Regions from separate parts of the Homo sapiens genome. Here region 2 is linked to region 1. The links are chromatin loops, found by intact Hi-C in ENCODE. Cell type or tissue: breast epithelium. All regions are shown on one strand. Links, peaks and the distances in the headings refer to the core of each region. The heading gives the core; the rest is flanking DNA.

The links. A loop is a pair of places that touch in the nucleus more often than their neighbours do. Peaks named below come from ENCODE experiments on the same cell type or tissue, not always from the same donor. Only the 100,000 strongest peaks of a DNase experiment are listed, where the experiment ranks them.
Region 2: it touches region 1 in a loop (29-fold over the local background); 2 of 110 quality-filtered maps call a loop at or near these places.

Annotation. Positions count from the first base shown.
Region 1 is chr3:177,369,651-177,386,013 of GRCh38, forward strand. No RefSeq gene overlaps it. Among named protein-coding and RNA genes, the nearest start is that of LINC00578, 64 kb to the right of the region's middle. RefSeq lists an enhancer at 8,617-8,796. In breast epithelium, for the core only: a CTCF peak has its summit at 7,553; a DNase peak (open chromatin) is centred at 7,651; H3K4me3 peaks cover 632 bases; H3K27ac peaks cover 858 bases.
Region 2 is chr3:177,296,302-177,312,664 of GRCh38, forward strand. All of the region lies in intron 1 of LINC00501 (long intergenic non-protein coding RNA 501), which reads left to right. It also overlaps the pseudogene ASS1P7. Among named protein-coding and RNA genes, the nearest start is that of LINC00501, 10 kb to the left of the region's middle. RefSeq lists an enhancer at 3,883-3,972 and a silencer at 9,067-9,267. In breast epithelium, for the core only: no CTCF peak of the experiment used is centred there; no DNase peak of the experiment used is centred there.

The DNA.
Region 1 (16,363 bases), core at 3,578-11,577:
AAAAACAAAACCCACCAAACAAACCCCCAAAACAAAAAAACAAAAAAACCAACCCATGACAGAGGATGAAAGATAAAGGAGAGCAGTTCCTACCAAGTTTCAAGCCTGGCTGCTAATTTCTCCATATGCATGACAGTCAATCAATCATCAATCAATCAGGAAACAACCCAGGTGCATTATTAAGTGGCTTCACTTTTCAGGTCAGCTGTGCTGGGTTGGCTGCATACAAACATGATTTTAAATTTCTTATTTCCACAGAGAAATTCAAAGACCTACAGTTTATGTATTCAGAATCCTCATGATGTAGACACACTACTCAAAATACATTGTAGAGATATTAAGAAATACAAGTCACAAGACCAATACAAAATATTAGATGTTCTCCCCCAAATTCTTTAGCTTGGGATTTGTTTTTGTTTGCCACGTAGCTTTACTATTGCAGAACAGTTTTGTGATGTGCCTCTTCTTCTAGGACGTGGATTTGTTAAGAATCTGCCGCAGTAAGAATATAGGCAGCTATATAAACTGTCCAAGTGAGAACTCCCTTGGTCCAAAAGATTGTCAGCTGTTTTAATTGAATCCATTTATTAGCCTGTCTCATCAGCACATGCTCCTAAGATTGTGTACAAGAATATGAATACATATCCAGGGCTAGACAATTCATGATTTTGTTATTAAAAGAAAGTCACTGGTAGAATTCCATCCATAAATATTTGACTAGAATTACAGAGGGACTGGCAGGCTGCATTCATTCAAATTGGCTTTACTGGTCAACTTTTCAGTTGAAGCCTGTGAGACATTTGCCAAAAAATGAGTGAAAAATCAAGCTCTATCCCAAAGTGTAACTTGGAAGTATCCTAACTATTTGTAGGGCAGGTCTTTAGCTGGTAACCCGACCTGGTCAATTCCTTTCTAAAATAGCCCCTGCATCTGTCTCATTTTCTTCATTACTTCTATTACCAGCTGATCCAAGCCTTTATATCTCACCAAGCAGTTACTGCAACAGTTGCCAACTGGTCCCTGTGCTTCCAGGCTCTCCCAACTTCAATTCAAACTCTGTCAAGGGGACGTTTTTTTAGATCACCACTCCCCCTTGTTCATTTCTTTGTTTAAAAATCTAAGTGCAAATTCTGGTATATTGTGATTAACGCTTAAGAATGCCTGTCTTTGAGAGGAAGGTGTTATAATATTAATGAACAGTGCTAAATACACTGTACGTATCTATAATTTAATCTTTGAATGTATGTTACTGGATTAGCTCCCTCCTCCTTCTGTGTGATGGCATCATGCATGGAGTCAATCAAATCCTTGTGATGTTTTGCATGGACTTTGGCAACATGTAAATAATGTGTAAAGCAAGTTTTTATGATGAAGGAATCAAATTTATTGAATTTTATTATTGAAAGTTGAAACTTAACATGTATGGACAAAAAACAATAAAAGAATATACTCTTTTCATGGACAACAACAACAACAAAACTACGTGCCTCGATATTGTTTACTGAATCAAGTAGAGATTTTATTTTGAAGCAAGATTATTTATTAGCATAACTAAGACCATATGCCTTGATTAAAAGTAACATAAAAAGTAGAGAGACTAGGTTCTTTCTAGGAAATGTCAAGGAAGAAAGGCATTAAAGAACTGTGAGAAATGAAAAAGACTGTAGTTCAAACCAGGGTCATCCAGGGCCTGGTGCTTATATGACTGTGGGAAGGCCTTTTTAAAAAAAAAATTAGAAAGTACATACATACAAAATTAGATGTAGGTCTTGGAAGGAATCAGGGCTTAGGCTTTATTAGCTTAGTAGTAAATCTACCTCTGGGTCAAACAAACATGGCCTAATAACTGAGTTTATTTGTTTTGAATATTCATATTTGGATCAAAGTGATACAATCATGTGGTATCAACTCAAATTGTGCAGAAAAGTTTATAACAAGATTCTCTGGTCCCCCACCCTCCTCATCCTTAGTTCCAGCCCCAGAGACAACCTATTTTAGCTTTATCTTTCCTTTGGTGTTTATCACAAAAGGTTTAGTAATATATGCTCATAATTTTTTTATGATTAATCAAATTTAAATAGTACCTATTGACTCATTGCTATGGCATATGAGGATTTATCTTATTTTATGCCACCTCCTCTCAATGTTTGGTAGTAATTATTATTGCTTTTATTATTGTTTAGTAGCTTAGTCTAGTAACTAGCTTTAATTTTAGTTTTGTGTAATTTAGAAATTGCTCCATGATCTAATTCCACTGTCATTCAATGTGTAGCATTTCTGCTGGTTTCTTTTGTTGCTTCCCTTGCACACTAGATTCATAGTGCCCCTCTCTTCCAGCCCCACCCCCTTTGCCTATTGAAGTCCTTTCCATCCTTCAAAGCCCAGATCAATTCTTACCTCATCCATAAATCTCAGCTGTTCCAATAGACTTTGTTATCTCTCTTTGAATGCTTCTCACTTGACTTCTGCAACACGCAATTTAGCACTTAATTATAAAGCTTATTGTTTGTTTTTGAGCCCAGCCGCCTCCCCCTCCCTGGAGCCAGTCACTATATCTGTTGCAAGGCTGGCTCTCAATAAGTGTTTATTGAACTGAATCATTCTGTTCTCTGTTTCAGATTTGTGAGTCTTACCTGCCTCACTAGATTATAAATGCCACATATTCTTGCATTTTCCCATAGTGTAAAACATAGAGTAGGTACTCAATAATAAAAATTGTTGAATAATTCTGATCTTTTGCTTCATCCACATTATCTTGTAGCATTTCTCCTGCATTTACTGGAAGGTAGGAGAGGGTAAGTGAAAGCATACTATTTAGTTTTAACTCTGGGCCATATTTTTAAAAATATATTTTATCTACCTTTTCTTCGTGAGCGTAATTCTTTTTCCTCATTCACTCACTGAGTTCCCAAGAAGGTTGTTAAATATGGCTTAAAAATTATCCTTCAAGGCAGTTTTTGTGTGCAGAAAAGATTACTGAGTTTTTTCGCTTTAAAAATTAATAATCAATTAATTAATGTTACAAATCCACACATGTAGTTCTTTTTAAGCTTTTAAGTTCAGTTTATAAATCTTATTTTTCTGTTTATAAATCGAGCAAATTTTAACAATCATTTTTAAAGCAGCCTTTGACTAATATTTGGTCCTTTTCACAAACTTAAATAAACAGCCTGGAACACTTTAAATTTCATTTATGATTTAAATGTGCTTGATTTTCCTTTTATAGACTTTAGTTGCTTGCTTTAGCTAACAGACCTTTTCTAAGTATTTAAATAACTGTTGTAAATCTAACAAATCAAATTCAGCTATGGGAACACTAAAATCTCTTAAATCTTCCAATATTATATCATTAAAATTGTGTAAATCTAAACTCTAAATCAATAACTCAATCATATATTTTAAGGTGGAATTACAGGGCTGAACTGTTACATGAAGAGGCCAAAGTCTCATGTGACTTTTTAAATTCCAAATATTCACATATCCCTTAATAACAAAATTATAAAGATTACAGGTTTTTTTTTTTATTAAGCATTTATCAACTCAATTTCCAAAATTTATGGGAATTAAAGGATGCTTATCTGGCTGGTCATGATAGCACATGCCTGTAATCCCAGCACTTTGGGAGGCCGAGATGGGAGGATTGCTTGAGGCCAGGAGTTTGAGACCAGCCTGGTCAACACAGTGAGACCGTGTCTCTATAAAAATGTCAAAAAAATTTTTTTAAAAAGATGCTTATCTATTATGAAGCAAATGTATTACCCTGATGAATTTTGAGGATTGCCCTCAGTCTTAGTCAGTTCCAGCTGCTATAACAAATTGCCATAGACTGGGTGTGTTAAATAACAGAAACTTTTCTCACAGTTCTGGAGCTGGAAATCTAAGATCATGGCACCAGCATAGTAAGGGTCTTGGCAAAGGTCGTCTTCCTGGTTTACAGACGACAGTGTTTTCATTGTACCCTCACTTGGTGGAGAAAGAGATCATTTCTCTAATGTCTCTTATAAAGTCACCAATCCCATTCATAATCTAATTACCTACCTAAGGCCCCACCTTTAAAATATCATCACATTGGAGATTTAGGCCTCAACATATGAATTTTGGAGGGACACAAAATACTTAGTTTGCATCACCTTTCTACTTGATTATGGGAGTTGCCTTCTTGGCTTGTTGAAGGCACTTAATGCCTGGAGAAGATGGCCTGGGTATTAGTAGAGTGTCGTGTAGAACTAAAATGTTCTGGCAGGCTTCTTTTCATAGTTGCTGGGTAAATGGCCTCCATTTGGGGTGATCCGATGTCCACTAGGTTCGACTGAAGCTTTTCCTAGTTTTGTCTGTCAGGGAAGTCTGCTACTTAACTGGCTTTTAGATATGCAATCTGCAATATCTAATTGTACCAAGTTAAGGCAAGGGCTCAGGAAGCAGCCATGCTGGACTGGATTTTTCATTTTTTTGGCTCTTAAGATACGTAAATTGTAAGATCACAAATCTTAAGATCTGAACCTTAAATTGTAGATCTTTGCATCCAACTCTTATAATCTTTGAACTGGATAGAATTAGGCATTCTTTTAATATGTTTCTTGTCTAAAAAAAGCCACAAGTTTTACACATTAAAATATTATCCAGTTGAATTAGGAATGTCTCTTGGCTTTGACTGGCACAGCAGTCACAGTGTCTGAGCACGTTCTATTACTAGATGTGAACTGGGCATAGGTTTATGAAATAAAATCTAGAAATGGGCACTGTACAAACCAATGATTATTACTTGCTCTGATTCACCCGTGCTGCAGTGGGGAACAGAAAACTAACAGCAGAGCAGGATGCCGCCCCAGCTAAGCCTGTTATAACTATAGAAAGTCTACAAAAGGACAGAGGCAGGCTTCCTCTGGGACTTCATCTAGAGGTCAGGAAAGAGGCTTCTATCTTACAGGGTAATTTTCATAGTATGGGGTTCCTGTCTGCCTTGTTTAGGGTAATATCCTCAATGCCCAGAACAATGCATTGCAAGCCATTAATAAAAATATTCTGAATGGATGGATTGATGGATGGATGGCAGGCTGTACCAGGCAGGCCCTCTCCTGTGCATGTAAAGGACATGTGTAGAGGAGATTGTTTATATAGCTACCATTTGACATGGAGCTAGAACCCAGTAAACTGCAAAATTCACGAGTGGAGCAGAAGCAGCTGGTTTACTCAGAAATACCTGAGATGTTTTTATAAACACTCAAGGTAATACAACAACAACGGCAACAACAAAGTAAAAACCCCAGAGCCTTGCTGCCATGGGCAAAGAGGCTTTGTTTTTGAGACGAAGTCTAGCTCTTATCCCCCAGGCTGGAGTGCAATGGCGCGATCTTGGCTCACTGCAACCTCCACCTCCCAGGTTCAAGCGATTCTCCTGCCTCAGCCTCCTGAGTGGCTGGGATTACAGGCATGTGCCACCACGCTCGGCTAATTTTTGTATTTTAAGTAGAGACAGAGTTTCACCATGTTGGCCAGGCTGGTCTCGAACTCCTGTCCTCAGGTGATCCTCCTGCCTCAACCCCCCAAAGTGCTGGGATTACAGGAGTGAGCCACCGCGTCCGGCCACAAAGAGGCTTGAATGATGTGATGAGTATGATATGTGAATCACAATTTTAAAAAGCGATCATGGTTCAGTCATTTTCTGATATTTTCTTATGGGCATGGACGAGTGTAACCTATGCCTGTGACACCAATGAGGACAGACAGGCAAGCAGGATGCCCTGTTCTTGCTTGTGATAACTGAAATAGCAAGTTTCCAGTCTGGTTTTCTCCCTAGGCTCTCTTAAATGCCATCATAAGTATCACTGCAGACAAGGAGCAAACTGGGTATAGAGATTGTCTCCAACACAGCAGATGGATTCCTGTTTTCTTACTATATTCACTGCTGTATCATTATGGGGGAAAGCAGTTGAACAAGGAGCAGACATACGAAATAAAGTCTTTGTTACCTATAGGCAAATAAGTACATTAATTTTGTGAGATGTTTCGAGAAGAGGAATGATAGGAATCACATCCTAGTGTGTGTGGGTATGGGAGACAGATTAAAAGGCATTCCTAGGAGGAGCAAAGATTTCAGGAGCTACTAAATGATAAAATGTGAGATCCTAATCAGAAAGATGGTACTTTATGTATAGGATTGAGCCTGAGAAAAATTATGGAAGGGTTGTATGAGTGATTTGGAGGGGGAGGGGATTGGAAAGTACAGAGGGGACTCCTGGGGAACGAGAGAACTTGCTTTTGTTCAGAAGCATTAGTCTTTAATGTTGAGGGCATTTGAAAAGACCTAGAATGTAAATCATATTAAAAATCAAATCAGCAGGTTTGTTTTTTTTTTTTTTTTTTTTTTTTTTTTGAGACGGAGTCTCGCTCTGTCGCCCAGGCTGGAGTGCAGTGGCGCATTCTCGGCTGACTGCAAGCTCCGCCTCCCGGGTTCATGCCATTCTTCTGCCTCAGCCTCCCGAGTAGCTGGGACTACAGGCGCCCGCCACCACGCCTGGCTAATTTTTTTTTTTTTTGGATTTTTAGTAGAGACGAGGTTTCACCAATCACAGGATGGTCTCAATCTCCTGACCTTGTGATCCACCCGCCTCAGCCTCCCAAAGTGCTGGGATTACAGGCGTGAGCCATCACACCCAGCCGTATTTTTTTTTTTTTTTTGAGATGGAGTCTTGCTCTGTCACCCAGGCTGAAGTGCACTGGCACAATCTCAGCTCACTGCAACCTCCACCTCCCAGGTTCAGGCGATTCTCCTGCCTCAGCCTCCTGAGTGGCTGGGACTACAGGCGTACGCCACCACGCCCAGCTAATTTTTGTATTTTTAGTAGAGACGGTGTTTCACCATGTTGCCCAGGCTGGTCTCAAACTCCTGACCTTTAAGTGTTCTACCCACCTCGGCCCCCCAAAGGGCTGGAATTACAGGCATGAACCACTACGCCCGGCCAAGTATTTTTCTTTTTTTTCTTTGAGCATCAGTTGCATGCACGGCACTGAAACATTCTGTGTTTTTCCCCTTTTGTTTCATGTTCATGGTTGCTTCTCCTGAACGTGCACAGATGAGAAAAGAGGAGTTAGACTATGTCTGCATATCTTTGGCCATTTTTTATCAAGGGGGCACAGATAGTCAAAGACTGAGCCAGCCTTGAAAAACAATGCATTTGTGGACTCTCCTCTATCACTATTTTTATTCCTATAAACGAAAACTTCAGTACTATGATACAGTAGCTATAACGTTCCCTACAGCTCTTCACAATATGGCAATTACTGAAATGGTTTCTTTCTCATTATGCAGCCCCAAAGCAGTGAGATCATGAGGTAGGCAGCAAGAGAAAACAATATTTAATTTGTCCTAAAGGACAGGTGCCATGGGAATAAAAATATTCTCCTTTCCCCTGAGGTTTAAATACGTGGACACAACCAAAAAATGCAGGAGTGATACTGCACACCAAACAAGCCCGAACGTAATCGCCTAATTAAATCATTTTCATCTAATGAATATAAGCAACAAAATAAACTGGCATAGCAGCGAGTCAGGGAGTGATTCCAATGGAAGCAACTGCAGAGGTGGTGTGGCCGTGCCGGGACTTGCAGAGCTTTTCTGCTTATTTTCAAGTGACGCCCGTGTTGGCACCTTAGCTCCAGGTGAGTGGGTCTGAGAAGGCGGCTCTGTCTGGCAGTCTCCCAAACAGGGTTGGACTTCCTATGCACCTTCACCTTTTGCCTGGGGAAAGCTGGGTTTTACCCGAGAATGCTGGGGAACATAGGCTGGGCTAAGTGTGTTCCCTAGGGCTATATAGGGGTTTCCCCCGCTGGCCTGGAGTTTGTCAATAATATTTACAAAGACAAATCCCAGGTTCCTTGATCTTGATAACGGTAGATGGAAAAAGTTTATGGTGTTATTCTGTGTTGCTTTAACATGAGATCAACAATGAGTTGCCTTCCGTCTCAAGATGATAAGGGATATTTTGGAAACATTTTGAGAACAATTTTTTAGCCTTTACCATCTTGTTTGACTTCTCCCTTTAAAACTATCTTCTTGGCCTGGTGCAGTGGCTCATGCTTGTAATCCCAGCACTTTGGGAGGCCGAGGCGGGTGGATCATTTGAGGTCAGGAGTTCAAAACCAGCCTGGCCAACATGGTGAAACCCCGTCTCTACTAAAAATACAAAAATTAGCCAGGTGTGGCGGTGAGTGATTGTAATCCCAGCTACTAGGGAGGTGGAGGAAGAAGAATCCCTTGAGCCTGGGAGGCGGAGGTTATAGTGAGCAGAGATTGCTCCACTGCACTCCAGCCTGGGAGACAGAGTGAGACACCGTCTCAAAAACAAAAAACATAAAACATCTTCTTTGCCTCTTGCCCCACCTATAGAAAAAAAAGGAAAAAACAAACAAAAAACTAAAATAAGTTGACCACGAGGACAACTTAGTGCATTTTACAATGGAAGAAACAGTGATTTTGGAACTATTCTGACATGTATTGACTGACAACTGGATTCTACCACTCACTGGTTCTGTGACCATGGACAAGTTCAGATTCCTCGTCTGTAAAATGGGAATGATAAAGCAGATTCAATGAGACAGTGTATGAAACGTGTAGATAGAGCTGTTCTTCAAGGAAGATCGGTTTCCTTGGCTGGGAGGTGCATACTCTATTTACGGACGGACATCCCTTACTTTCTAGATGCTTCTGTGACAGGGGATTCCCATCTTGTCACGTAGGCAGGAAAGTCCCTTCTTACTATGTGGATTCTAGGGGTGTGAGAAGATTTCTTTTCTCACCACTGTGGCAGTGAGGGTTAGGGGAGTCCCTTTTCACCCCTTTATTTATTTTTTATTTTTTGTTTTTCTTTTGAGACAGAATTTCGCTCTTGTTGCCCAGGCTATAGTGCAATGGCAAGATCTCGGCTCACTGCAACCTCTGCCTCCCGGGTTCAAGTGATTCTCGTGCCTCAGCATCCTGAGTAGCTGGGATTACAGGTGCCCGCCACCATGCCTGGCTAATTTTTGTATTTTTAGTAGAGATGGGGTTTCATCGTGTTGGTTGGCCAGGATGGTCTCGAACTCCTGACCCCAAGTGATCCACCCACCTCTGCCTCTCAAAGTGCTGGGATTACAGGTGTGAGCCATTGCGCCCGGCTTTAATACTGATGGAAAAGAGGGGAAAGAAAGGGTGGAAAAAGTCACTTCTGGGAAATGTAGTGCAGAGCTTGATGGGAGTGGAGGCAGACTCCGTTCTTGCCATGTGTTTTGTGCTTCTGAAGGGGAGAGGGCTGGTCTATTTCTAGTGCATATTTCACTATAGGCTGACTCCTCCCTGTCTTGTGCTGTTTCCCACTTACCCCCCACACATCTTTTAAAATCGGTAATATCAACACTTCCCTGGGTTCTTGCTCCTGTACCTCTCCTCTTTTTAGCCATTAATCTTCATTTGTGTTTGCAGAATATGCCAGTAATGTGGAAACAATCTTATTTCTAGCTAAGGGAGATTTGAGAAACTTTGCTTCGGCTCTCATATATAACACACAGGAAAGTCACAACCCTCACCCTTGTGGAGTCTGCTGCCTAGTGGACAGAAGTGAATATATGGGCACAGGTGTGAGGGAGGAGAAGCCTTGGGCCTTTGGGCAGCCAGGCGACTTACAAAAGAAGACGCAGAGTTGACAGTTGGATTTAAAGTGTTTGTGCCAGTCAGGCACAGTGGCTTACTCCTGTAATCCCAGCACTTTGGGAGGCTGAGGTGGGTGGATCACTTGAGGTCAGGAATTTGAGACCAGCCTGGCCAATGTGGTGAAACACCGTCTCTACTAAAAATACAAAAATTATCTGGGCGTGGTGGTGTGCACTTGTAGTCCCAGCTACTCAGGAGGCTGAAGCAGGAGAATCGTTTGAACCCAGGAGGTGGAGGTTGCAGTGAGCCGAGATTGCGCCATTGCACTCCAGCCTGGGCAACAGAGTAAGACTCTGTCTCAAAAAAAAAAAAAAAAAAAAAAAAAAAAGGAAGCAGTTGTTGTCAATCTTGACAGCATATAAGAAAGCTATGTGGAATCTTTTAAAATATACTATGCCAGGATCATACCTCCACAGATTCTGATTTCAGAATCAATATAGAAGGGAATCTGGGCATCAGGGTTGTATAAAGGTCATAGGTGATTTTAATGTGCGGCCATGTTTGAGAATCACTTACTGCTCTACTCTTCTTTCCCTTTCCTTTTCTCCTCTCTCCTTCCTTTTTTTTTTTTTTTAACTGTAATCTAGTGGTTCTCAACCTGAGCTATACATTAGAATTACCTGAGGAGATACAGAAAATTCAGATGCCCATGCTATGTATGCCCAGACCAATCAAATAGGAGTTTCTAAAGGTGGAACTCAATAATTCATAAATTTCTTTTCTTTTTTTTTTTTTTGGAAGCAGGGTCTCTTTCTCTCACCCAGGCTGGAGTGCAGTGGCACAATCTTGGCTCACAGCAGCCTCAGCCTCCAGGGCTCAAGGGATCCTCCTGCCTTAGCTTCCTGAGTAGCTGGGACTACAGGCATGCACCACTGTGTCCAGCTAATTTTATTTATTTTTTTGTAGAGATAAGGTCTCTCTATGTTGCCCAGGCTGGTCTTGAACTCCTGGGCTCAACTGGTCCTCCCGCCTCTGCCTCCCAAAGTACTGGGATTACAAATGTGAGTCACTGTGTCTGGCTAAACATCCATAAATTTCAAGACTGGTTCAATTGTACAGCTCAGATTGAGAGGAAGATTGGAGGAACTAGATGCTCTGTGACTGTCAGGTAGAGACCAAGTTAGCAAAGCAGACTGAGAGGTGAGATTAGCACAGAAACTGGGAGAAGAGGGGGTACTTAGGTGTTTGGTATAAATGGAGCCTTCAGTATAACGTTGATGAGAAGTAATGATAATGTTTCATTCCTGACTTTAAAGAGGATACTACCAACATTTTCTGATAATAGGTACTATGCCTAAGAAGATCACTTCTGTTCTCTTACTATGAGTTTGTATTATGTTGAATTTTATCAAATTCTATTCCTGCATTTATTAAAATGGTCATATGGTTTTCTTTTCTTTTTTTTTTTTGAGATGTAGTTTCACCCTTGTCGCTCAGGCTGGAATGCAGTGGCATGATCTCGGCTCACTGCAACCTTTGCCTCCCAGGTTCAAGTGATTCTCCTGCCTCATCCTTCTGAGTAGCTGGAATTACAGGTGCCTGCCACCTTACCTGGCTAATTTTTGTATTTTTAGTAGTGATGGGGTTTCGTCATGTTGGCCAGGCTGGTCTCGAACGCCTGACCTCAGGTAATCCATCCACCTCGGCTTCCCAAAGTGCTGGGATTACAGGCGTGAGTCACTGTGCCCAGCAATGGTTTTCTTTTTTAATCTGTTAATGCATTGAACCACATTATAGATTTTTCTGATATTAAACCATCCCTGCATTCCTGAGATAATTGCAACTTGATTATGGGATGTTATTTTTTATCTATACTATTCCAATTGGCTTTGCTAGTAATTTGTTTAAAATTTTTGCATCTTTATTTATGAACTAAAAAGGCCAAAATTTACCCCTTTTCTAATGTCTGCATGACTTTGGTATCAGTTTTATGCTGATTGTGTAAAATGATTTGGTGGCATATTTCCTAGAAGAAATTGTGTAAGACAGATGATTTTTTTCTTGAAAAATTGGGAGAATTTTTGCATGAAGCCATCTGAGATTGGCATTTCATTGTGGAAATACTTGAAGATATTGCTTTAACTTCTTTAATAGTTACAATTATATTTTTGTATACTTTGTATTTTTTATTTATATTTTATATTTATTATTTTAAATATATATTATTTATAATTATTTATTATAGATATTTATTATATAAAATATTTATAATATATTTTAAAAATGTATTTTAACATATAATATATTAATATAATAATATATAATATAATTAATATATAATACAGTAATATAATATATAATATAATAATTATATTATATATAGTAGTCTACATAATTATTATATTATTTATAATAATACTCTATATAATTATTATATTATATAATAATATTCTATATAATTATTATATTATATAATAATATTCTATATAATTATTATATTATATATAATAATAGTCTATATAACTGTATATAATATAACATTAGAAATAGATGCAGGTGTAAGAGGTTGGGAACTAGAAAAATACATCTTTCAGAGCCTGCTTTCAGCAAAAATACAAAGTATACAAAATACATAATATATAAAAAAATATAAATATAAATATATAAATATATAAAAATATATTTATATATTATATATAAAATATAAAATGCATATAAATATATTATGTAAATATAAATATTATATAATATATTTATATGTATTTTAAATATATATTTTATATATTTTTGTATCCCTTGTATTTTTGCTGAAAACAGCCTCTGAAAGATGTATTTTTCTAGTTCCCAACCGCTTACACCTGCATCTATTTCTAATGTTTGCCAGCCAAATCTCTTGCTAGCTCCATTTTTTTAAAATTAACATTTATTCTCAACATGCCGAAAAATAGCTTCTGTTGCTTTGACAAGGTTGCTAATGAATCTTCATGATGCTGACTGAACAGGATTCTTTTTTAGTTTTTTTTTCAAACTTCATGCTTTATTTTGAGACTATTTACCAACCACTTCTTTCTGAAACTTTCTACTGCCTGGTATGTTTGACAAAATTCTTTCCTGATATCCTCCTAACTCTCTGATTATATTCTAAATATCTCCTTCCTAATCCCTTTCCTCTTTCTCTCCTCATGGTGTGAATATATTGACATTTGCAGGTTTCCATTCTTACACCACTGCTCTTTTCATTCTATACAGTCTCCTCAGAAAATCTCATCTACTCTTATTTAAATTTTACCCAGGGGTACATAAAATTTTATGGAGTCTGAAGCTTATAAAATTTTGGAGCTTCTCTGTAAGAAAAATATATAAAATTAAGTACAAGTCCTCATCTTGGAAGTAAGGGGCATGAAAGTTAAACTTCATTAAAATTACAGTAAATGTCCCTCTGTCTATATTTCCCAAGTTGGAATATGTTTTTTGACCTCTTTCCTAAAGGTTCCTTTAAGATTTGTAAATGAAATTATTTATTGAACTTATCTGTCCCACAGTGGGACTTAAGATGTCCTACAGTATGGAGGTTTCAAAACATGGCTGCAAAACTATATGAAATGCCTCCTATTGAGAAGTGGGGTCTATGTCTCTCGTTTTGAGCCTGGGCTTTATGACTGCTTGATCAGTAGAATATAGTGCAAGTAATATGGTGTCAGGTTCAAGCCTCGAGAAGCTGATGGCTTCCATTTGCTGTGTTTTGGGATGTTTGCTTTTGGACCCCGGACACCATGCTGTGAAAAAGTCAGAGAGCCACATGGAGAACCCACATATAGGTGTTGGAGCAGACAGCCTGGCAGAGGTCCCAGCAGGCGGCCAGCACCAACTTGCCAGCTGTGTGCGAGTGAGCTGTCTTGGAACTGGAGCATCCAGCTTCAGGTCAAGCTGCCCTGATTGATACCACATGGAGTCGAGGTGAGATTTCCCCACTGAGCTCGGCCCAAATTGCTAATTGGTAAGATAAATGTGATTGCTATTTTAAAACCTTGAGTTTTGGGGTGGTTCGTCACGCAACACTAGATAGCTAGAACACACAGACACCTCAACTTGTTCCTTCCCCTATGTGTCTAATCATAATTAATGATGGTGTCAGTGACACTGTTACCCATACATTATGTGAGCATTTACTCTAATTTTTCCTATTCCCTCATATCTAATTAATCACTAAGTTAGGTAGTTTCAGATTTTACTTCTTACATATTTCTCCCATCTACTTCTTCTCTATCCTTTTGTTAGTAGTGCCCTCTGTATCTTTTAATGTTTTGCAGGAGACTCGTAATGTATTTTCCCGTATTTGTCTTTGCCCTGCTCAAAATTGACTTCCTGCACTACCACAAAAATGTCCATGAAATGAATTCTAACTATGCTACAAATCTGTTCGATGAAATAGACATAAAATAATTAAAGATAGGCCGGGAGCTGTGGCTCATGCCTGTAATGCCAGCACTTTGGGAGGCCGAGGCGGGTGGATCACCTGAGGTCAGGAGTTCGAGACCAGCCTGGCCAACATGGTGAAACCCCGTCTCTACTAAAAATAAAAAAAAAATTAACCAGGTGTGGTGATGGGTGCCTGTAATCCCAGCTACTCGGGATGCTGAGGCAGGAGAATTGCTGACCCTGGGAGGCGGAGGCTGCAGTGAGCCAAGATCATACCACTGCACTCCAGCCTGAGCGACAGAGCGAGACTCTGTCTCAAAAAAAAAGTTAAAGATATAATGCAAGTAACACATTTCTCAGCTGAAGAAAGACCTGAGTTTGCCCATTTGAATATTGCAACACTAACACGTAGATACATTCTTAAACAGTTTCCTATAGGCATCCTAACCTTCATCTAGCTCTCATCCCTGCCCCACTAAACAACCACAATAACAATATTTTGCCTACAAAGGATTAAAATGCAAACTGCCTTGGATTTCCAATAGGTCAGTGGTAAAAAATAATAAAAAAACTCAATAGAATAATATCTTTGGGATTTGAGGGGGTACAGTTAGTCAACATTTTTTTTTTAATTTGTTTTGTTTTGAGATAAGGTCTCACTGTTACCTAGGCTGAAGTGCAGTGTCACAATCTTGGCTCTCTGAAGCCTCAAATTCCATGCTCAGGTGATCCTCCCACCTTAGCTTCCTGAATAGCTAGGACTACAGGTGTGCACCACCATGCCTGGAGGAGCCAACATTTTAATACTCAGCCAAGTTGTCATTATGAGAAAATAAAAATGCGAAAGTCCAAAAAAGAATGTCACCCACCATGCCTCCTAGAAATAAAGATGATTTTCGGTATTATTTGTAGTCTATTTTGTCCTATCTGCAGTGGAACTTTCTATGCCTAGTTATGTCATGAGATTGGATAATACTGTGTAGCTACTATACTATTTCAATGATAGATATAGTGCCATTAGCTAATACTTTTAAAATGTCGAATAGTTCAGCAACATTATAGAATAAATTAACTTCTGAAGGGATGCCCGAGGGGACGAAGTGACATTTTAAAATCTTGTTTCAACGAAAAAAATTATTTTCAACTTTCACCCATCTAATTTAACAAACAATTTTTGCAGCGTAATGTGGAAATGTCTGAAGTAATTTCTTTCTGTCATGCTAATGTTTGCTTGAATTTGAATATCTTATAGCCAAAATTCATACTCTTGATATTGAGAAGATACAAATATTTATGAGAATGCTGTACAGTATTTTCCTTAAAAAATTCTCATTATTCCTTGCTATTTCTTTAGGTCAGAAAAAAGTTAGATTAGATTCTGAAACTGTTTTAAAGTACAACATCCAAGAATTGGCTTCAGTCTGACATCAATCAGCACTTCTTTTTGGTTTCAGGGTGCTTTGGGTCTGAATTACAGCAAATGATTCCCTTAAATCAATAGGAGGCAGGTGTAGAGATTTAGAAAGTAATAACATTAAGTCAACATTGAATAAAAAATTTAATACTTGGAATACAGAATAACAGATATGTATGGTACCAATGACTTTTTCAGAATCACCTTTTAATTACAGGAGTATCTGGGTATTACATGTTCAGTGCTTGCAAATAATTGTAGTGCTAAAATGATTCATATTTAGGTTGAGATTTTAGCCTTCTCACTTTTTTCACAGCTTGTTACCACAGAAGAGATTATGTTCGAGTGTGTATATGTGTTCATGAATGACATAATTGTAACTCAAATTCCACGTCAAAATGGTTATTTTATCCAGAAGTAATTTTTCAGGTAACCTGGTAATAAGTTTAAAGGCAAGAGCAAATGAAGGCAGGTACTTTTACTTCTCATAGTTAAAGGGTGTTATATGTAAAGGGGTCATAGAGTAGACCTTACCTTTCACCCTTATTTTCTGTTTTAAAATTCTTCCTCTTCATAAGTCTAGGAGAAAGAGAAAAAAAGAACTAGCTGTTTCTTACTGCACATCCTTGAAAACACATGGCGGTTGCAAAAGATATTGTATGGTTTCCTAAGGACTCAAGTTACTAGACTTCAGTAAGTTGGTTTATGTAGAACTTAGTGTTTGTTCTCCCTTGAATGCATGAGAACACATGAGAAGGGCTCAAGGAACTGTGCCCAGTGTAAAAGGATCCTATTGTTATGGTGTTGGGTTGAAATGGCAGGAAGGACTAGGTCTTCAGCAGGCACAGCTCCTGAGCTAGGCACTGGCCTTATTTTTTCCTCCCTTTTAGTTCTGAGTCATAGAA
Region 2 (16,363 bases), core at 4,727-12,726, 72 kb before region 1:
ATTTAAGTTTCCTCCATATCTTCTCATGCTTGATAGCTCATTTCTGGTTAGAGCTACTTAATGTTCCATTGTCTAGATGTACCAGAGTTTGTTTATCTATTCACCTACTGAAAGACATCTTGGCAGGGCTTAGTGGCTCACACCTGTAATCCCAGCACTTTGGGAGGCCAAGGCAGGCAGATCACCATAGGTCAGGAGTTCGAGACCAGCCTGGCCAAGATGGTGATGCTACTTGGGAGTCTGAGGCAGGAGAATCGCTTGAACCTGGGAGGCAGAGGTTGCAGTGAGCCAAGTTCTTGTGTGGACATAAATTTTCAGTTCATTTGGGTAACTACCAAAGAGCATGACAGCTGGAGTGTATGGTAAGAATATGTTTAGTTTTGTTGGAAACTGCAAACTGTCTTCCAAAGTGGCTGTACCAATTTGCATTTCCACCAGCAGTGAATGAGAGTCCTCTTGCTCCACATCCTTGGCAGTATTTGGTGTTTTCAGCCTTCCAGGTTTTGTTCATTGTAATAAGTGCGTATCTCATTGTTGTTTTAATTTGTATTTCCCTGATGACATATGATGTGGAGCATCTTTCATATGCTTATTTTCCTGTAAATCTTCTTCCTTTTTAAATGTATATTTTTAAAATTGTCATTTTATAGCTCCCCACTGCAGCTGCCCCCAACCCTTCCCTTCGCTGACCACTTTTGCAGGCTTCATGGGGGACCAGGGAACAAGGCTGGAGCCTGGCAGCCTTACTACGCTACCAGCCAGGGAGAACAAGTAGCAATTAGAAATTATTACAACAATTAGTGCCCGTACTTGGGGGCTCTGCAAAGTGAGGAGGCCCCAGCTCCTCATTGTACAGGGGTCTATTTGGCAGTGACCTTGTTCTGGACACGGTGATATTCCTTCAGCCTGAGGGAATTGATGTTGATGAACCCGGTGGCATCGATTGGCTCCTAATGGTCCTGCACATTCATGTTCACCAGCTCCTCATTGTAGAGAGACAGTGGGGAGTCCTAGCGGAGGATGTACACCTGGCCCTTGAGGACAGACACCTGCACTTTCCCTTCCACTCATTCCTGGGACTTGGTGATGCAGTGGCGGACACGTTCACATTCAGGGCTGTGCCAGAAACCGGTGTACACCAGCTCAGCCAATTTCAAGTCCAGGCCTTGTTTGATTTTGCACACTTACTGGTCCATGGTGAAGGCCTCAATGTCTAAATGAGCGTGGTAAAGGATGGTGTCTGCTGGGGTCTCGTAGATACCTCGGGACCTCATTCCAATGAAGCGGTTATCCATGATGTCAATAGAGCCAACACGGTGCTTGCCCGCGACTTCGTTCAGGTACACGAAGAGCTCCAAGGAGGTCTGGTGGATGGTGCCATCCTTGATGTTGGTCACCTTCACTGGGACCCCTTTTGTGAACTCGATCTTGAGAATGTCAGGGGTGTTGGGGCTTTGGCTGGGTCCTGGGTCTTCGTGCAGCAACCTGGAGGCGCTTGGTTCTTGGGGCTCTCCAGGATTCCAGCCTCATAGCTGATGTGCATGAGGTTCTCATCCATGCTCCACGGGTTCTTGGGAGTGACTGGGATGGGAATCCCGTGTGGCTTTGCATATTCCATCAGATCGTTGAGGCACTTGATCCGATTGTAGAACTCGAACATGCACCAGGGAGCAATGACCTTTATCTGGGGGGGCCAGCGAGTAGCAGGTGAGCTGAACCGGGCCTGATCATTGCCCTTTCCCGTGGTGCCATGGGACACACACTTGGCCCCCTCCTGCTGGGTGATTTCTACTTGTTTGTGGGCGATGCAGGGCCTGGGGAGAGAGCTGCCCAGGAGGTGGTCCTCATACAGTGTACTGGACTGGATGGCCAGCCAGATGAACTCCTCCACAAACTCTCTGCTGACATCCTCAGTGAACACCTTTTTGGCCCCGGGCTTCAGTGCCTGGCTTCCTTGAAGTCTTCCTTCTGGCCGATGTTGCCCAGGTAGGCAATGATGTCATTGCCTTGTTCCTTCAGCCACACAAAGATGCAGGAGGTGTCCAGGCTGCCACTGTAGGCCAGAACCATGGAGCCTCTGCTGGACACAGCGTCTGGGATTGGAGGCGTGAGTTCCCAGCGTCTGGAATCTGTCTTCACAGCTCAGTGAACCACTTGGGCCCGGGCAGTGGTGGCAGGTGATAGAGCCTAAATCTTCTTTAGTGATGCATCTGCTAAAGTCCTTGGTTCATTTTATTTTGTGTTTTAAAATTTTTGTGGGTGCATAGTAGGTGTATATATTTATGAGATACATGAGATATTTTGATACAGGTATACAATTCATAATAATCATATCAGTTAAATGGGGTATCATCACATCAAGCATTTATCCTTTCTTTGTTTTACAAACAATCCAATTATTATTTTTTATTTTTAAATTTTTATTTATTATTTATTTATTTTTTGAGATGGAGTTTCGCTCTTGTTGCCCAGGCCAGAGTGCAATGGTGTGATCTTGGCTCACTGCAACCTCTGCCTCCTGGGTTCAAGTGATTGTCCTGCCTCACCTCCCGAGTAGCTGGGATTACAGGCATGAGCTACCACGTCTGGCTAATTTTGTATTTTTAGTAGAGATGGGGTTTCTCCATGTTGGTCAGGCTGGTCTCGAACTCCTGACCTCAGGTGATCCGCTCGCCTCGGCCTCCCAAAGTGCTGGGATTACAGGTGTGAGCCACCATGCCCTGCCTATTTATTTATTTTTTGAGAATGAGTCTCACTTTGTCACCTAGGCTGGAGTGCAGTGGCAAGATCTTGGCTCACTGCAGTCTCTGCCTCCTAGATTCAAGTGATTCTCCTGCCTCAGCCTCCCAAGTAGCTGGAATTACAGGTGTGCGCCACCACACTCGGCTAATTTTTGTATTTTTAGTAGAGATGGGGTTTCACCATATTGGCCTGGCTGGTCTTGAACTCCTGACTTCAGGTGCTCCAGCTGCCTCGGCCTCCCAAAGTGCTGGGATTACAAGTGTGAACCACCACACCTGGCTTACAAACAATCAAACTATACTCTTAAGTTACTTTATAATTTTTATTTAGAAAACTTTTTTCTTTTTTATAGAGATGGGGTCTTGCTATGCTGCCCAGGCTGGTCTCAAACTCCTGGGCTCAAGTGAACTGCCCCTCTAGGCCTCCCAAAGTGCTGGGATTACAGACGTGAGCCACTGCGCCTGGCCTGAGAGTTCACATTTTTTTTCAGAGTGCCTGATAGAGTGCTATAAAGTGCATTTGTACGTTGCTTTTCCATCCTCTCAAAATAATAGAAGATAAAGATCCAGGCTGGGTGCGGTGGCTCACGCCTGTAATCCCAGCACTTTGGGAGGCCAAGGAGGGTGGATCACTTGAGATCAGGAGTTCAAGACCAGCCTGGCCAAGATGGTGAAACCCCCGTCTCTACTAAAAATACAAAAAATTAGCCAGGCGTGGTGGTGGGTGCCTGTGATCCCAGCTACTCGGGAGGCTGAGGCAGAGAACTGCTTGAACCTGGGAGGCAGAGGTTGCAGTGAGCCAAGATTATGCCACTGCACTCCAGCCTGAGAGACAGAGCGAGACTCTGTCTCAAAAAAAAAAGAAAAAGATAAAAAAGATCCAAAAGTGAATGTGAAAAAATCATCCCAGCAATTAAGGACCTGATATACATTTGGCACATCAGCTCCTGACACCAAAGTGGGGGGTGGCAAGTGTGCTGTCTAGCCTAACTCAGGATTAGAATTAGAGCCTGAGATTCTTGAGAGAATGCCCTTACTGGTAAGGACTGGTAAGCTCTGTGCTGATGACTCAAAGGATGGGCTCTGTGAGTGTAAGAGATTGGACTTGGACCTGTAGCCAGGACGCAGTATTTTCTTATCTTTAACTTCCACAAAGCTCATGTTTATTCTTCTCTCACAAAAGCCAAGCCTAAAGTGCGCTGCTGAAGGAGTTGTTCCTCTTTGGACAGCTGTGTGTGCCCTATAAATGCCCTCCTCAGATGGAGAAGGAGGAGCTGTGTGCATAGCGCTGTGAGCTGGACTGGAAAGCATTTCTGCAGCCCAGTGATACATGCAGAACTACACCCTCGAGAGCCACGGTTCAGTGAAGGGCTAGGAGGGTCTTGCATTCTGGTCATTCATTCACCCGGAAAGGCTCAGCACTATCTCGTGAACCTAGTTTCTGGGAAGTCAGGCAACCTGCTTGCACGTACAACTTGGTAAATGATATACTCTAAGGGCTCATAAAAATTAATCCAGATGCATGCTACAAAGCTGATACCATGAAATCATGAGCAGAGACCTCCTTTCTACTTGAGTCCAGAAAGAGCCAGGCTTTGTGTTGGTCTACATAGTACCGAGAAGGAAAGAGACTCTACTACCACTTTTCATTGTTGAAACTGTCCATTCTCAGCTCCCCTGGAAAGGGCCCTCACACTCCTGCCGTAGACACGAAAAAGGTAATAGATGCCGTGGAAGTGGGAAAAGTTGCCTTTGGAGAGGTTTCCAGAATGTTTTCTAATTTGATTGTCTTTCCAAGTCCCTTCTTTCAATTTAATGAAATAATTATTTTGAAAATAATAATAGCTACCATTTACCAAAGACCTAATACGTACCAATTTATTTACACATGTTGTCTGTTTAATTCTTGCCATCATGTACCATGTTCTGTGGCCATATGCCCTGGGAATCAGAAAGAAGAACTTGCCAAGGTCACACAGCCAGGAAATGAGAGTCAATATTCAAGCCTAGATTTCAAAGGGTCAGTATTTAAACCGAGGTTTCTATTCAGACCTAGAAATGAGAGTCAGTATTCAAACCTGCTACCATGGCCCACACTTATATGAATTCTGCCTCATTAAGATAATGTCTGGGTCATTTTTACTTATTTACTCTGGAGGTAAAATGGACTGCAGTCATGTATGTTTCAAGTGGGAGAAAGTAAAAGGCTTACTTTTTTTCCTTTTTTTTTGTTGAGACGGAGTCTCACTCTTGTCACCCAGGCTGGAGTGCAGTGGCATGATCTCGGCTCACCGCAACCTCTGCCTCCCGGGTTCAAGTGATTCTCCTGCCTCAGCCTCCTGAGTAGCTGGGACTACAGGCACACACCACCATGCCTGGCTAATTTTTGTATTGTTAGTAGATACGGGGTTTCACCATACTGGTCAGGCTGGTCTCGAACTCCTGACCTCAGGTGATCCACCTGCCTTGGCCTCCCAAAGTGCTGGGATTATAGGCATGAGCCAACGTGCCCAGCCAATTTTTTTCCTTTCTTCCTTCCTAAGATTCTCTAGCTCTCTTCCATTGAGAGAGAGTACAGGCAAAGGTGCATGAAATAATTTTGCATCATTTTTTTTGTAAGCACTGCATCAAATATTTGATAGCAATTAGATAGCTAGGGGGCAACTTGATATTTTTAGAAATTGAAAATTTATTTTAGAAAAACAAAGAACGGTTAGGTATATATTAGGTAATTTGCATTTTAGTGTCTAGCATTTTTTTTTTTAAACCGCTTAAATGTTTTAAAAAATAATTCAAACTGGCCAGGCACGGTGGCTCACGCCTGTAATCCTAGAACTTTGGGAGGCTGAGGCGGGTGGATTGCCTGAGCTCAGGAGTTCGAGACCAGCCTGGGCAACAATGGTGAAACCCTGTCTCTACTAAAATACAAAAAATCAGCTGGGCGTGGCGGTGTGTGCCTGTAGTCCCAGCTACTCGGGAGGCTGCGGCAGGAGAATCGCTTGAAACCAGGAGGCGGAGGTTGCAGTGAGCCAAGATCATGCCACTGCACTCCAGCCTGGGCAACAGAGCGAGACTCCGTCTCAAAAAAAAAAAAAAAAAAAAAAAATTCAAACTATTTAGGAAAGTAAAAATGAAAAGTAAATGTGAATCACCTAAAATACCACCACCTAGACACTGCCACAGTTAACACCGAAGGGACTTGCCTCTTTCTATGCATGCACTCAAATAGTGATATTGTATAAAAATGTCATCATGGCCTAAGTACTGTTTCTCAATAAAAACTGTTGAATTCAGTAGAAGAAAAATAAAATGAAACATAACTGGAGGAATTGTTGGACTTCAAAAAAAAATGTTTCTCCTCCCCAAGAAATATTTCCTAAATTATCCCTCTAAAGTTATAAAAGAGGTTGTGAAGAACATTTAAAAGTATTTTCCAGCTGGGCGTGGTGGCTCACCCCTATAATCTCAGCACTTTGGGAAGTCGAGGCGGGCGGATCACCTGAAGTCAGGAGTTCAAGACCAGCCTGGCCAACATGGCGAAACCCCATTTCTACTAAAAATACAAAAATTAGCCAGGTGTGGTGGTGCATGCCTGTAATCCCAGCCACTCAGGAGGCTGAGGCAGGAGAATTGCTTGAACCTGGGAGGCGGAGGTTGCAGTGAGCCGAGATAGTGCCACTGCACTCCAGCCTGGGTGACAAAGTGAGACTGTGTCTCAAAAAAATAAAATAAAATAAAATAAAATAAATAATTTTAAAAATAAAAATATTTTCCCCTCAATTTTAGGTAGTATAAAGTGTGAACATTAATACTCTTCCATCTTCTCTTTGCCCGTCTTCACTGGCTGTTAGTTATATTATTTTCAAGTTATCCAGATTTACAGTGTTTACTTTCTGTAATCATAGTTTTCATTGTTTTAGTATAACTTCTTGGTTTAAGTGGAAGTGTTGTTCCCCACCAGTCTTTGTACCATAGCTTCTCTGATCTTTACTTTGATTCACCTTTTATTTGTTTAGATTTCATTGTCACATATTTTTTCAAGAAGGGCACTTCAGTGATATTCCTAGTTCTTTTATGTTTAAAACTATCTGTTATGGTCTTTATACTAGAAAGATGCCATGACTGAATCTGTGCTCCGGAGTCACAGTTTCTTTTCTTATTTATTATTATTATTATTTTTTTGAGACGGGGTCTTGCTTTGTTGCCCAGGCTGGAGTGCAGTGGTGCGATCTTGGCTCACTGCAGCCTCCGCCTCCCAGGTTCAAGTAATTCTCCCACCTCAGCCTCTTGAGTAGCTGGGATTACAGGCGCACCACCACACCCGGCTAATTTTTGTATTTTTAGTAGAAACGGGGTTTCACCACGTTGACCAGGCTGTTCCCGAGCTCCTGACCTTAGGTGATCCACCCTCCTCAGCCTCCCAAAGTGCTGTGATTACAGGCGTGAGCCACCGTGCCTGGCCACCGTTTCTTTTCATTAGAATTTGTGAATGTGTCTCTAGTTTCTGCCATTGTATGTTACTAGGAATACCTGGGAAGCCAGTCTGATTTTTTTTCACCTTTGTATATATGTGCTAGTCAGGGTTCTCCAGAGAAACAGAACCAATAGGATGTGCATGTGTGTGCCTCTGTGTGTAATTTATTATAAGGAATTGGCTTATGCAACTATGAAAGCTGAGAAATCTCAAGACCTGGAGGCAGCAAGCTGGAGTCCCAGGAGAGCCAGTCTGAGTCTGAATCTGGAGTCCCGAGAACCAAGAGAACTGATGGTTCTAATAGTTCGGTCTAAATGCTAGCATGCTTGACACCCAGGAAGAACCATTGTTTTAGACCAAGTCGCAAGGCTAGAAAAGCTCTTGTAACCAGGCAGAAAGAATTCTCTTTTCTTCAGCCTTTTTGTTCTAGTCATGTCTTCAGTTGATTATTTACATTGGGGAGTGCAATCTGCTTTACTCGGTCTATAAATTGAAATGTGAATCTCACCCAGAAACATTTTGACAGACACACCCAGAATAATGTTTGAGCAGATGTTTGGGCACCTCATGGCCCAGTCAAGTTGACACATAAAATTAACCATTACAGTGGGCGATGTGCTTTCCTGGACATCTAAAGAATTCTTTCTTTGTACTTGATGTTCAGTGGTTACTAACTAAGGTAGTTTCTATATTGAGCATTCTATATACAATTTTCTTGGAACCGATTTGCATATCCAGATTTTTTTCCTTCACTTGGGGTGAGAGTGTGGAAATTTTTCTACTATTGTATCTTTCACCACAGCTTCTGGTGCATTTGTAGTTTCTCTAGCACAGAGAAGCCAACGATTATTAGTTGGAATTTTGATCCTTTATTTTTCCTTAATTTATTAGCATTATTTTTATTCTACTTGAATTCATATTTTATGCTTTATGATTTTATATTCAGTGGTATCTATTCTTCCTTGCCATGTTCTAGCTTACTGATTAGTCCTATGATGATATAGTTTCAGTCACATCTTTTTAATCTCATTCTGTGGTTTTATCATCTTCTCTTTGAGCTCACACTTTATTGAATTAATAGTCTCATTAATGTATGTTATGGCATGAAGCAAATTTTAATAATTTCCTTGGGATCTTTTTTTTTTTTTTTTTTTTTTTTGAGACGAAGTTTTGCTGTTGTCCCCCAGGCTGGAGTGCAATGGCACAATCTCGGCTCACTGCAACCTTCACCTCCTGGGTTCAAGCGATTCTCCTGCCTCAGCCTCCTGAGTAGCTGGGATTACAGGCGCCTGCCACCACGCCCGGCTAATTTTTGTATTTTTAGTAGAGAAGGGGTTTCACCATATTGGCCAAGCTAGTCTCGAACTCCTGACCTCAGATGATCCACCCACCTCGGCCTCCCAAAGTGCTGGGATTATAGGCGTGAGCCACCGCATCCGGCCTCCTTCTGATCTTTAAGTTGATTTTTCTTCAAGGTCTTTTCTGTCATTCCCTTTTTCCTCCCTCCCTCCCTCCCTCCCTCTTTCTCTCTCTCTTCTTTCCTTGTTTCTTTTCCTATAGTATGTTTTCAGAGCTTCCATTACATTTATTTTCATTTTTTTCCTGCTTGGTCAATTCTGTTCAGACTTGACTCTGTTATGATGTGGAAGACTTCTTGACTTGATTCCCACTGTATTCAATGTGGTTTTCCCTTGGCCAAGGGTTTGAATCTCAGTACTTTTTCTTCTGTTTATTTTAAGAAGCTAATATGACTTTGGGGGAGCTGAACTGAGGGTTAATAGCTGAGTTAAACCAGCTCTCTCTTGCTCCTCTCAGATTGTTGTCTTCCTTTCCCTAATCATTGCTTTTGGAAACACAGCATTAGGTCACACCCTTTTTCTTGTTGAGTTGTCTTTGGTGGATCCATGCCTAGGAGTTCTTAAATCTATGTTTTGCTCACGTTTCATTTCCTTTCATGTTTTCAGAAGTCTTAACCCAGAAATAGGAATCGTATGAGAGGAAACTGAAGAATTTGACTTGCATTTAAGTTAAAACAACTTTAAAAAAATTCAGGAAGCACCATCTCAAGGAAACTGTATTATACAGGGAAAGAGAACTGGACTGAGCATCAGATAACCTTAAATCCTAGCCCCAGCTGTAGTATATATAGCTGAAACTATTGAAGAGATATATATATGTGTGTGTGTGTGTGTGTGTATATATATATATTCCTTCAAAGAAGTGACTTCTCAGTTGCAAAATGAGTATCTACCATGACTACTTCATAGAGCTATTGTAAGCGTCAAATTAAATAATTAAATGAAAGGACTTTGTAAATAGCAAAGTAATATTCAATATAAGGTGTTGTCATTATTTTATTATGATTGTTATTACTAAATCTTTCCTTGTAGAAGATCATCATAAAGATGGTTAGATGAGAAGTTCTTTTTTTTTTTTTTTTTGAGACAAGAGTCTTGCTCTGTCACCAGGCTGGAGTGCAGCGGTGCAATCTCGACTCACTGCAACCTTCACCTCCCAGATTCAAGCAATTCTCCTGCCTCAGCCTCCCGAGTAGCTGAGATTACAGGTGCCTGCCGCCGCGCCTGGCTAATTTTTGTATTTTTAGTAGAGACAGAGTTTCACCATGTTGGCCTCGTGATCCACCCACTTTGGCCTCCCAAAGTGTTGGGATTACAGGCGTGAGCCACTGTGCCCGGCAGAGAAGTTCTTAGGAAGGGGGTTTAACAAGGTGAGGGGCGTAGCTTTCTGATTAAGTTACAAGTTTTCCCAAGCATTTACATTTTCCCTGTCCCTAGTCTAATAGAGAGAGGGATTGTGCCTAGTTTGAAAAATGTTTTTAGCTTATTCTGTATTCATCTCTCATCTCCCTTGAGAATTAATAGGTTTAGACATTTATGCACCTAAAGACAGATGACTAAGTTTCTCATATAACTGTATGTTGTTGTACATGTTGGCTAAGTGCCCAAGTAATTCTTGCATTACAAAAGAGTTAATAGTATTAATCATACTTTAATATTTTTATGATTCATTTTGGATTTCAAGAGATTTGCACTGTTGTTTTTAATTTTGATTACGATTCTTTTCAAAACATAGGCATGAAAAATATTTTCTCTACTGACCTGAAAGAGAAGAAATATGGAAGCTTGGACCACAAGATTCAGTAGTGAAATTTGTTTATAATACTACTTAAAACTGAAGCATTCAAACAAAATGATTTATTTGCTTATGAGTTTTATTTTGAAAACAAAAACTAAATTTTTATTCAGTCTATATAGCATTACTGAATTTTGTAATCCTTCCATTTTAAATATGCATATTTTAAAAAAGCAATTGACACATGGGTCTAGGTGACATACCCTCATACATGCTAAGAATTAAAATAAGGCTGGGCGTGGTGGCTCACATCTGTAATTCCAGCACTTTGGGAGGCCAAGGCAGGTGGATTACAAGGTCAGGAGTTCGAGACCAGCCTTGCCAACATGGTGAAACCTCGTCTCTACTAAAAATACAAAAATTAGCCGGGCGTGGTGGCATGCACCTGTAATCCCAGCTACTTGGGAGGCTGAGGCAGGAGAATTGCTTAAACCTGGGAGATGGAGGTTGTAGTGAGCTGAGATCACACCACTGCACTCCAGCCTGGGGGACAGAGCAAGACCTCGTCTCAAAAAAAAGAAGAGTAAAATACAAAAGTAAAATACACTCATTGATATCATTGATTTTGCATTCCACTTCATTCATGCTTTTAAAATATTCTTGGTCTGGTAGAAGCAGTGCTTAATTGAAGAGTTTTAAAAAGAAACCATTTATATAGTGTCTATAATTTTAATTTTAGTTTATAAATTGATTATTCTGCTTTTGCATTCATTTAGCCTACTGTAATAAAAATTTTATAAAATAATTATTGCTGTGTAACTTTGAAACTCAATTACAGCTGCAGAAATGGAGTACTGAGATACCAAGTCGGGGAGCAAACAGTTGTAAATATCAGCTTGAGATGGAGTGCTGGTACAGAATGTAAGATTACATTTACATGTAGAAAATGGCAGTTTCAGTGTACACAGGTTTGGCTCTGCTGCCATCCTAAGTCATACCTGTGTTAATGAAATGGTCTTCTCAACTCAGCATTAGGCAAGACTTAAGTTTTTACCATAGAAACATTATTCCTACTGCTGTAGTTCAGCGAACCGTCCACTGAGATTTATAGCGAAGTTCTAAGGTATATTTTGGCTGTGTTTGTTTTTAGGACTCATGTTATTTTGAAATAAATTTATCATATTAGTTGGAAGTGTGTCTCTTCTAGATCTATTTTCTTTACTACTTATCAGCATAATCATTTCAAATCTCGGGTAGAGATTGAAAATTGAGCATTTGATTTCAATATACTATATGAAAGGCCATTACACAGAATTTACTGCACTGTTTTTGCACCATTAGCACAAAAAAAGAAAAAAAGGGTGAAAGAGGCCTCTTGAGAAGAATTAGATATTTCCATTTGGCAGTATATGCAGGGTGTGGTGTTTTTATTCACTAAAACTAATAAATTATTTTTATTTCAAATTCAGCCTATTTCCCGGGTTGTTTTCATGTATCACGAACACAAAAAATGGCCAATATATATTAAGGAATACCAGTGCTAACGTATCTTAGTGGAAATATCCGATCAAATACCCAATATTTCCTTTAATCTTGGGTAAAAAAGTTGATTTGTGGTTAAATTTGTCAAGATAGACACAGTGTGCTTTTCTGACTTTTTTTACTTCACTCTTATTCTGATTCAACAACTGATATTTTACATATGCTTACAACATTTTTCTATTCTCAATAGCATGGTGAAGTTAATTCTGAATAAAGACACCTAGAGTTTCATCACAGATCGATAACTTGTGTGTGACACTTAATCTTTATGTCCTCAATTCCCATCTGAGAAAGGAGAAATTCTGGGGTGGGGGTGGGTCACACAAAGGTTCTCCGAGAGCCACTCTTGGCTCAGGAACCACTCAGGGAAGCCTGGCCAAGTAAAAATCTAGGTTCTTCCACTCCCATTTTAGCCAAAGCAGTTTTACTTTTTTTATTTTTATTTTTTATTTTTTGAGACGGAGTTTTGCTTTATGACCGAGGCTGGATTGCAATGGATGTGAACTCAGCTCACTGCAGCCTCCGCCTCCCAGGTTCAAGCGATTCTCCTGCCTCAGCCTCCTGAGTAGCTGGGATTACAGGCATCCACCACCATGCCCAGCTAATGTTTTGTATTTTTAGTGGAGACAGAGTTTCACCATGTTGGCCAGGCTGGTCTTGAACTCCTGGCCTCAGGTGATCTGCCCACCTTGGCCTCCCAAAGTGCTGGGATTACAGGTGTGAGCCACTGCACCCAGCCAGCAGTTTTACTTTTATCTGTTTATTATATTCAACTTAACAATAAGGTTCTGTATATAGAAAAGGTTTGATTGAGAAAAAAAATAAAACCTTAAAACCCACTGTTCTGGTGATGTATTGCTGTGTGACGCATTTCTCCAAAACTTAGTGGCTAAAAAGAAAACTTAGTGGGTCATAATGGTTCTTTGGGCTGATTTGGCTTAGCTGGGTGGATATCCCCTGAGGTCTCTCCTAGAGTCGTAATCAGACAGTGAATGGGGCTGGAGTCATCTGAAGGCTCAACTGGGTTGAACATCCAAGATTACCTAATCACTTACAAGTTTGACACCTGGGCAATTCAAGATACTGGAGTCATGGAGATGAGTTAGAAGCCTTTTTCTCCCACCCCAAAATCCGCTTTACTGAGGTATAATTGACATACAACAAATTGCACATATTTAGAGTGCACATCTTGATAAGGTTTGCATATGTATGTACCCAAGTAACAATCATCACCAATATTAAGAAAATGAATACATCTATCACCCCCCAAAAGGTTTCCTTATGTTATTTTGTGATGCCTCCTCCTTCTCCCACCCCAGGCAACAACTTATCTGCCCCTTGTCACTAGAGATTAGATTGCATTTTCTAGAATTTTATATAAATGAAATTATATAGTAACTACGCTTTCTTTTTGATTTGGCTCATTTCAGTCAGCATAATTATTTTAAGATTCACCTATGTTGTTGCATGTGTCAACAATTCATTCCTTCTTATTGCTGAGTAGTATTTTGTTATATGGATGCACTTCACTTTGTTTACCCATTCATGTATTGATGGACATTTGGATTGATTCCAGTTTTTGGCTATTACAAATAAAGTTGTTATAAGAATCCATATGCTGGGCCGGGCGCAGTGGCTCACGCCTGTAATCCTAGCACTTTGGGAGGCCAAGGTGGGTGGATCATGAGGTCAGGAGATTGAGACCATCCTGACAAACACAGTGAAACCCCATCTCTACTAAAAATACAAAAAATTAGCCGGGTGTGGTGGCGGGTGCCTGTAGTCCCAGCTACTCAGGAGGCTAAGGCAGGGAGAATGGCGGGAACCCGGGAGGCCGAGCTTGCAGTGAGCCGTGATCATGCCACTGCACTCCATCCTGGGTGACAGAGTGAGACTCCGTCTCAAAAAATAAAAAATAAATCCATATGCAAAACATATGTTTTTATTTTTTATTTGTATGAACATGTGTTTTTAATTTTTATTTTTGGATATACCTAGGAATGGAATGGCTAAGTCAATGGTACATATATGTGGAACATTTTATGAATCTGTTGAATTACTTTTAAAGGTGTTTGTACAATTTTACATTCTAACCAGCACACACATTGGATTTTTTTTTTTTTTTTTTTGAGATGGAGTCTCGCTCTGTCGCCCAGGCCGGACTGCGGACTGCAGTGGCGCAATCTCGGCTCACTGCAAGCTCCGCTTCCCGGGTTCACGCCTCTCCTGCCTCAGCCTCCCGAGTAGCTGGGACTACAGGCGCCCGCTACCGCACCCGGCTAATTTTTTGTATTTTTAGTAGAGACGGGGTTTCACCTTGTTAGCCAGGATGGTCTCGATCTCCTGACCTCATGATCCACCCGCCTCGGCCTCCCAAAGTGCTGGGATTACAGGCGTGAGCCACCGCGCCCGGCCCACACATTGGATTTTGTCAAATGATCTTTCTACATTTATTGAGATGATCTTTTTGCTTATTTGTTAGTTAGTATGCTGAATTACATTGATTGATTTTCAAGTGTTAAACCAGCCTTGCATTCCTGAGATAAACTCCACTTGGTCATGAGGTATTATCTTTCTCATATATTTTTGGTTTCAATTGGTTAAATTTTTTTTTTTAATTTTGCTTATGAAGGAGTTTTGTCTGTAATTTTCTTTTCTTGTAATATTATTTTCTAATATTGATAATGGAGTAATTCTGGCCTCATAGAAGAAGTTGAGAAGCATTTCCTCCTTTTCAATTTTTGTAGAGACTTTGTGTTGAATTATTATTTCTTTCTTAAGTGTTTGGTAAACTTCACTCATGACGCCATCTGGGACTGGAGTTTTCTTGTTTGGAAGGTCTTTAACTACAAATTTAATTTGTTTATGAGATAATGGAATATTCAAGTTATTTTCTCTTAAGTAAGCTGTGATAGTTGGTGTCTTTCAAGGCATTTGTCCAGTTCATTTAAATTGTCAAATTTATTAGCATAAAATTGTTCAAATATTCATTTTAACCTCATTCCTGATATGGTAATTTCTTTCTTCTCTATTTCCTGATCAATTTTTCTAGATGTTTATCAATTTTATTGATTTTTTTAAAGGAACCAACTTTGGTTTCACTATTTTTTCTCCTTTCTTTTTTAAAAATCTCATTTATATCTATCTATCTATCTATATATTTTTTTTGAGATGGAATCTTGGTCTCTCGCCCAGACTGGAGTGCAGTGGCACCATCTTGGCTCACTGCAACCTCTGCCTCCCGGGTTCAAGTGATTCTCCTGCCTCAGCCTCCTGAGTAGCTGGGACTACAGGTGCATGCCACCATGCCCAGCTGATTTTTTGTGTTTTTAGTAGAGATGAGGTTTCACAGTGTTAGCCAGGATCATCTGGATCTTCTGACCTCATGATCCACCTGCCTCAGCCTCCCAAAGTGCTGGGATTACAGGCATGAGCCACCATGCCCGGCCTTATCTACTAAATCTATCATCTATGTGAATATTGGGTCAATTTTGATTGATTGATTTTTGTATTTATCATGGGTCATCCTTTCCTGCTTCTTTTCTTTCCTTAGAACTTTTGGTTGGATGCCAGATGTGATTTTTTACCTTGTTGATTTTTTTTAAGCCTATAGAACCTGTATTCCCAGGTGGTCTTCTATCTAATTGTTGGATAATTTTATATTCCTATAAATATTTAGCTTTGTTCCAAGTTATGCCTAAATTGCTCATAAATTTAGATTATTTTGGGTATGGCTTTAAAACTTGCTGAGCCAGGAGCAAAGCAATGTTTAACCTGGGACTAGCTTTTCCCCATTACTGTGGCAAACCCTTTCTTGCCATAGTATTTTAACTGATGTTGTATGAATTATGAAGTTTACCAATCTGGTTAGTGGGCACAGGTGAGTTTTTCAGCTCTATATAGGATTATGGAATTGTACTCATTAATATTTTGAGTTGTTTATTTATTTATTTTTAACCTGGCCTCAGGTAATTTTCTCACTTGCATGTGGTGGTCAGTACTCAGCTGAGCATCAAGGGTTACCCTCTGAAGATTTCCAGAGCTCCAGCTCTTTTCTTTCTGACAATTTGCCCTAGTGAATTCTGGTTGCTTTGAATTTCTCACACTCACCATTTTGTCTCCTCAACTCAGGGAGACTGTCGGGCTCCACTTGGCTTTTCCCTCCCTGTGCCAAGCTGGGAAGCTTTCCTTAGGTACAAAGCTGGGGAAACCACAGAGCGCACCTTATTTGTTTTCCATCTCTCAGGGATCATTGTCCTTTGTTGCCTGATGACCAAGGTTTTGTGAACATTCTTTCATAGGTTTGTTCAGTTTTTTAGTTGTTTCATGAAGAACAATAAATTCAGTTACTGTTATTTCATCTGGGCCAGAAACAGAGCTCTGTTCAGCATCTTTCAAAATACTATTCTTTAGAGGAAAGGATGACCTGAATAGGATAAACCCATTGGTAACATAATAGATTATATAAACTTGAGGGATGTTTCATAGGCTCTGTGGGACTTGGTGTCTAACT